Regions from separate parts of the Homo sapiens genome. Here region 2 is linked to region 1. A link is an interaction called in ENCODE POLR2A ChIA-PET data of the cell type or tissue named here. Cell type or tissue: OCI-LY7. All regions are shown on one strand. Each heading gives the region's core, and the rest is flanking DNA. Links, peaks and the distances in the headings are about the cores only.

Region 1 (2,813 bases), core at 208-2,707:
GCCTGTGTATTTCTTTTTTGCTGCTACATTCTCATGTTTAAGCAATCTGGGTCAATTACAACAGATAAATGAAAAACCAGAAGATAACTGTGTTCTGGTAGTACCTTAGTTATAGAGTCTACTTCTTTAAAAAAGTAAAATAAAAGGCAGACACATGCATATTTTATATTTGACCCTAAAAATGTCAATTTATTATCAAGCTATCTTGCTCTGACTGAAAAAATTAATAAATAAAAATTGACCAGGCATGGTGGCTCACACCTGTAATCCCAGCACTTTAGGAGGCTGAGGCGGGTGGATCACTTGAGGTCAGGAGTTCGAGACCATCCTGACCAACACAGTGAAACCCCCGTCTCCACTAAAAATACAAAAATTAGCCGGATGTGGTGGAGGGCGCCTGTAATCCTAGCTACTTAGGAGGCTGAGGCACAAGAATCACTTGAACCTGGGAGGCAAGGGTTGCAGTGAGCCCAGTGGCGCCACTGCTCTCCAGCTTGGGCGACAGAGTGAGACTCTGTCTCAAAATAAATAAATAAATAAATTTTAAAATAAAAAAAATTAGTTTTGTGTTTGAATTAGTAATATATTCACATACTCCTAAGTTTTTTTTAATACAAAAGGATATTCAGTGAAAAGTCTCCCATTCCTAACCTTCAGATACCCAAAAGTTCCTTGATGCAGAGGCACGCATCGTACTTGAGATGTATGTACTCAGCCATCTTGGGGAAGGACATTATTGTAAAGTGGAAGGATGCAGGAGGGTTGTCCCTCAGAAAAGAAAAAGTAAGACAGATGACAATAAGAGACCTTTCTTTCCTCATAGCTGTGGTTTTTAATGTAATGGCTTAATTTTATTTTGCCTATGGAGCAAATTTTTTTAAGTATTCTCTTAAATTTCAGTTGTGTCTGAACGATCTCCTACAGTTATAAAATTCAATTATTTAAAACCCGTATCATAAAATATCACAAGATGGAGATGTTGCTCCTTGAAAGTGGCAGTTAAAGTGGGTGAGGAAAAACATCTTTTTGTCTCTTTTTGGACATCTTTTTTCTTCTCTATCTTGCTCTCTGTCTTCAGTCATTCAAGGTAGTGAGAAACATTCAAAGCTCAGTGTTCAAATCCCAGCTTTGTCTCTTTCTGCCTGTAATTCTGAATTAAATTAACCTTTAGGAGCCTTATCGTCATCTATAAATTCAGGCTTATGCTCACGTTATGAGGATGAAATTAAATGATGTACTTGAGATGACAGTGCCCTCCAGCCAGAGCCCACCAGGAGCACAGCAGTAGTGGAACGAATTGGGTTTATTACTCATTGCAGCAAGGGAGAACACACACCATGGGGAACTGTGGGGCTTCTCAGTAAGAGGGTATCAGACCTACTATTGGATTCGGGCTGCGGTTGGGTGGTCTGTGGAAGGATCCAAGGAAGTAGGGGTTCACTCTGGATTGAATGCTGTCAGAATGCAGGGAAAGTCTATGACTGGGCATCTCAACGTTTATAGGGACAGTAGACTAGAGCAAGGCTAAAATTCTAAAGGTAAAGAATCACTAGAGGCTCATATTAGCTGAAAGAAGAGCTATTCGTGTTTTAGGGGTTGCACAGTGACCTCATTTTTGTCTGTGCTTAGACAAAATTATGAAGTGGTCTTGTTTTGTCGCACTTCCTCATGATCTCAGAGTGACTTGACTGGTGTCAGTGTTCTGTGAGATTGTTTACACGCAGCAGGAGAATAACTTGTCCTAGCTGTGAGCTCCCGGCCAGCTTCTGCTCCCACTCAGGCCTACCTATAAATTTTAGGCCAGTCCTTAGATGTCAGGGGCTGCTTTTTTTTTTTTTTTTCTCAGAAAGCATCTGGCTCTTACTAAATGCTCAATAAAACTTAATTACATCTGGATTTTATTTAAATTATTTAATGACATATTGTTCTCCCCTGTTATTGGATAATGAGCTCCTTAGGGCAGAGGACTTAGTTCACTCAACTTTTTCTCTGTCCAACATGAAATAGGTACTTAATACTACTGAAACAAGAAACGCCTTCCATGGCCTGTCCGTGAATGCTTTTCTTTTCTCTCCTTCTATGTCCCTACTATCCTTTTCTCTCCCTTGATCATCTGTAGTAAACAGATACATATAAGGTTTATAAAGCAGTGATTTCTATGGCACAATCAGAATCATATTCCTTTAAAGCAGTCAGCCAGGACAGAAATTTTACTCTTTTTTCTCTCAGAGTTAAGAGGGCCTAAGCACAAGGACATAATAGCTCTTCTTTAAAACCTTCATTGTTTAAAATTCTCTTGCACCCAGAAATTCCTAGGAGCCTCTCATCTTCCTCACCACAACTTCACGCAGCCTCCTGCACACACCTCGTGGCCCCTCAGTTTGCTCCGCTCTGCTCTGCACAGCAGCACACAACACTGCGCTCCCTAGGACCCGCCCTGGGGCCCCCAGGAGAGGGAAGGTTTTTTCCCTACCTCAAATGCTCTTCTTAGGCTCTGGTGGACTTTTTCTGGTTCTATTTCCTTCCTTCCTTCCTTCCTTCCTTCCCTCCTTCCCTCCTTCCCACCTTCCTTCCTTCTCATTCGTTCGTTCATTCATTGGTTTTGTTTTTTGAGATGGAGTCTGGTTCTGTTGCCCAAGCTGGAGGGCAGTGGCATGATCTCAGCTCACTGCAGCCTCCACCTCCTGGGTTCAAGTGGTTCTCCTGCTTCAGTCTCCTGAGTAGAAAGGCCGCCACTGCACCCAGACTTTCTGGTTCTATTTTATTCTCAAAGACTTGGGATGGTTGTAGGTGGATTTGTATCTTTCTGTAAT
Region 2 (2,813 bases), core at 252-2,751, 220 kb after region 1:
AAAGAAGGGCACGCAAGGGACAAGAGGTCAAGTGAGATAAACCCTAACATTAGAATAAGGGGCTGGCCCGTGCTGAGGGAGGAAGGAAGATGAGGAGAGGGATCTGAGAGGAAACTATGCCACAGGTGGCGGGGAGAGCAGGTTAGACCAGGTGGGGCCTTACGGCTCTGAGAGGAGGTGCTTTTGGAGGTCAGTGGCTTAAGGGAAATCCTGGGCTGTCAGGAAAGGCCACCTCAGCCCCTGGCCTGTCAGCAATGGCTCAGTGACCTTGGGCTGTTTTTGGATCTTTCTGCATCTCTGAATCTCGAGAATAATAATAATACCTGTGTAAACCATGCACTGGGTTGTGTGATATGTCACATAAAATAGTAGAAGGAGAAATAGAATGATGAGGGCCAGGCATGGTGGCTCATGCCTGTAATCCCAGCACTTTGGGAGGCCAAGGCGGGCGGATCACCTGAAGTCAGGAGTTCGAGACCAGCCTGGCCAACATGGTGAAACCCTGTCTCTACTAAAAATACAAAAATTAGCCAGGCATGGTGTCAGGTGCCTGTAATCCCAGCTACTTGGGAGGCTGGGGCAGGAGAATCGCTTGAACTTGGGAGCGGAGGTTGCAGTGAGCCGAGATTGTGCCACTGCACTCCAGCCTGGGTGACAGAGCGAGAATCCGTCTCAAAAAAAAAAAAAAAAAGAAAGAAAAGAAAAAGAGAATCATCGCCCTCCCCCAACACCCATTATGTTCCTCTCAGGGAAGCAAGGCAAGAAAGGAGAGAGGAAGAGAGGGAAAAAAGAGAAAAAGGGAGGCCCGGATGAGGCGTTAGGAGGCGGGTCAGCTCACTGTGATAGAGGGCAAGACGAGAAATGTTGTGAAAGCAAAAGGAGCTGACAGGCAGGGCTGGGGGGCGGGGAGGCCCTGTTGCCACGCCCCGGGCAGGCAGATAAAACGGTCATTTATGGTACCCACCCTAACAGATTAGTCAGTCAGACCCAGGAGGAGTGAGGTCAATTGCCCTTTAGTCCCAGGACTAACCGGAAGCTTCTGCAACAGGAGGACATTGAAAATAAGATGGAACCCATCCACATAAGGTAGGAGACCAAAAAATGACAACAACCCTTCTGACATTTTAAAACTGTCAAGAACTGCTCTGTGCCATTTTCTAGGCTCCTGGAGCTGGAGAGCTGTCAGTTCTTGGAAATAACTTCTGTGTTTCTAGACATTTGTACTTTATAGATGAGGAGACGGGCTCAGGGAGGTTAAGTTACTCCCTCAAGGTCACACAGCTGGAGTGTAGAAAACACATGATCTCAATTCTAGGTTCAGTTTTGTTTTGCTTTGTTTTGTTTCCACCCCAGCAGATATTTTAAAGGTAGGAAATGCAAAATTCTGAGCACTCTCTTGGGGATTGGAGGAGTGGGTGGGGACAGAGAATGGGTTATCTTATTTGCCTATCCTGCCTGTGGGTGTGATTCTGCAACCAAAGCCAATTCTGGCTTCTTCTCTAGACGGTCTTGGTCTCTTTTTAGCGAGTGGGCTTGACTGTAGCTAAGTAATTCTGCTTTTTCATGTCTTAGATGTCCCACTCAGTCCTCCAGTAGCCGATGAGTGCGTGCTGCTTGCATGGGCCCAAGACTCTAGCAATCTCTATAGGTAGTTTCTGTAAAACCAGGCAGATAGATCATCCCTGGGCACCCTCTCTTTATCTCATTAACCCTGGTGGTACCAGGAGGCACCTGACATTCTAATAGTTTGGTGCCAGCAAGTTTCTGTTATCCTTCAGTTGTAATTGTTAACTTGAATGGAATGCAAAACTTCTGGTTTGGAGCAGAGTTGGGTCTTAACTGTGAATAACTTGAAGGATATGGAAAATGGGAAGTACCTTTGGTTATTGTGGAGGATGGTTTATGAGCACTTTTTGAGTTGCATTTTCTCTGATAAATAGGAATATGTGGTCAATGTGGAGATGCTACTGCGTCTACATATTCGCCGGTGAACTCCACCCTTTATTAACTCTTGCCTTTGACAGTTTTTCAGCTCAGCAAGCCAAGACTTGTTTGAGGATTAGAACAATGAGCTTATCGTTATGCCACCTTTAAAAAAATCGCTCTAACGCTTCCAGCGTCAAGGTTTATTTCTATGAGCCTTTCCGGCAACTCCGCCCCCACCACCTGAAAGTTTGACATTGCTTTCCCCCTTAAGGGGAAGTGTGGAAATAGAGCCTGCTTGTTCATTTTCATTATTGTACATTACATGATATCTTTTCGACCATTATATTGTGTTCCCTCAGTGGTGTTTGCTCTGAGGGTGGGACACAAGCCTGTTTAGTGTCTCGTAAAACATTTACCAAAAGCACTGAGCCATGGTTTTTGAAGGGCATTCCGTTGCCAGAGTGTGGGAGGAGAGAGCAAGCAGGGAAAGAGAGCGCCAGGTGCTTAGCAGGTACGTGCTTCCTACTTTAGTATATTCATATTAAAAATTTCAAATTGCATACGATTTGGGTTCCCTTCTGCGGAAGGGGCAGGGATGGTGAGGGGAAGACGGGGGCAAAAGGGATTTCTTTGCAAACTCTATTTTTTAGTGGCTCGGAGTCCCCGGATAATTGTAATCTTTAGCTTCCATCAAATGCTGTTTTTGGTTTTGCTAGAGGGACATGTGTGTAATGGAGAGTAAGTGGAAAACCTACTTGTGCTTGAGATTTTACAGTGGGCTGAATCAGAATCCTTTAGCAAAGAGTTCAGAACCAGGTCCTGTGTTTCTGGGAGGCAATGTGTAACCTTGCAATTTGCACTTCTGTGAGCTCGGGAATTCATTCCAT

Evidence for each region. Peaks named below come from ENCODE experiments on the same cell type or tissue, not always from the same donor. Only the 100,000 strongest peaks of a DNase experiment are listed, where the experiment ranks them.
Region 2: POLR2A ChIA-PET joins it to region 1 with 18 read pairs; 3 of 35 experiments call an interaction of 5 or more read pairs at or near these places.

Annotation. Positions count from the first base shown.
Region 1 is chr4:40,733,577-40,736,389 of GRCh38, reverse strand. No RefSeq gene overlaps it. Among named protein-coding and RNA genes, the nearest start is that of NSUN7, 15 kb to the left of the region's middle. In OCI-LY7, for the core only: a CTCF peak has its summit at 921; no DNase peak of the experiment used is centred there.
Region 2 is chr4:40,514,140-40,516,952 of GRCh38, reverse strand. The region is part of intron 2 of RBM47 (RNA binding motif protein 47); the gene reads left to right. Among named protein-coding and RNA genes, the nearest start is that of MIR4802, 13 kb to the right of the region's middle. RefSeq lists a silencer at 763-1,073. In OCI-LY7, for the core only: a CTCF peak has its summit at 2,140; DNase peaks (open chromatin) are centred at 932, 1,412 and 2,162; H3K4me3 peaks cover 2,441 bases; H3K27ac peaks cover 2,500 bases.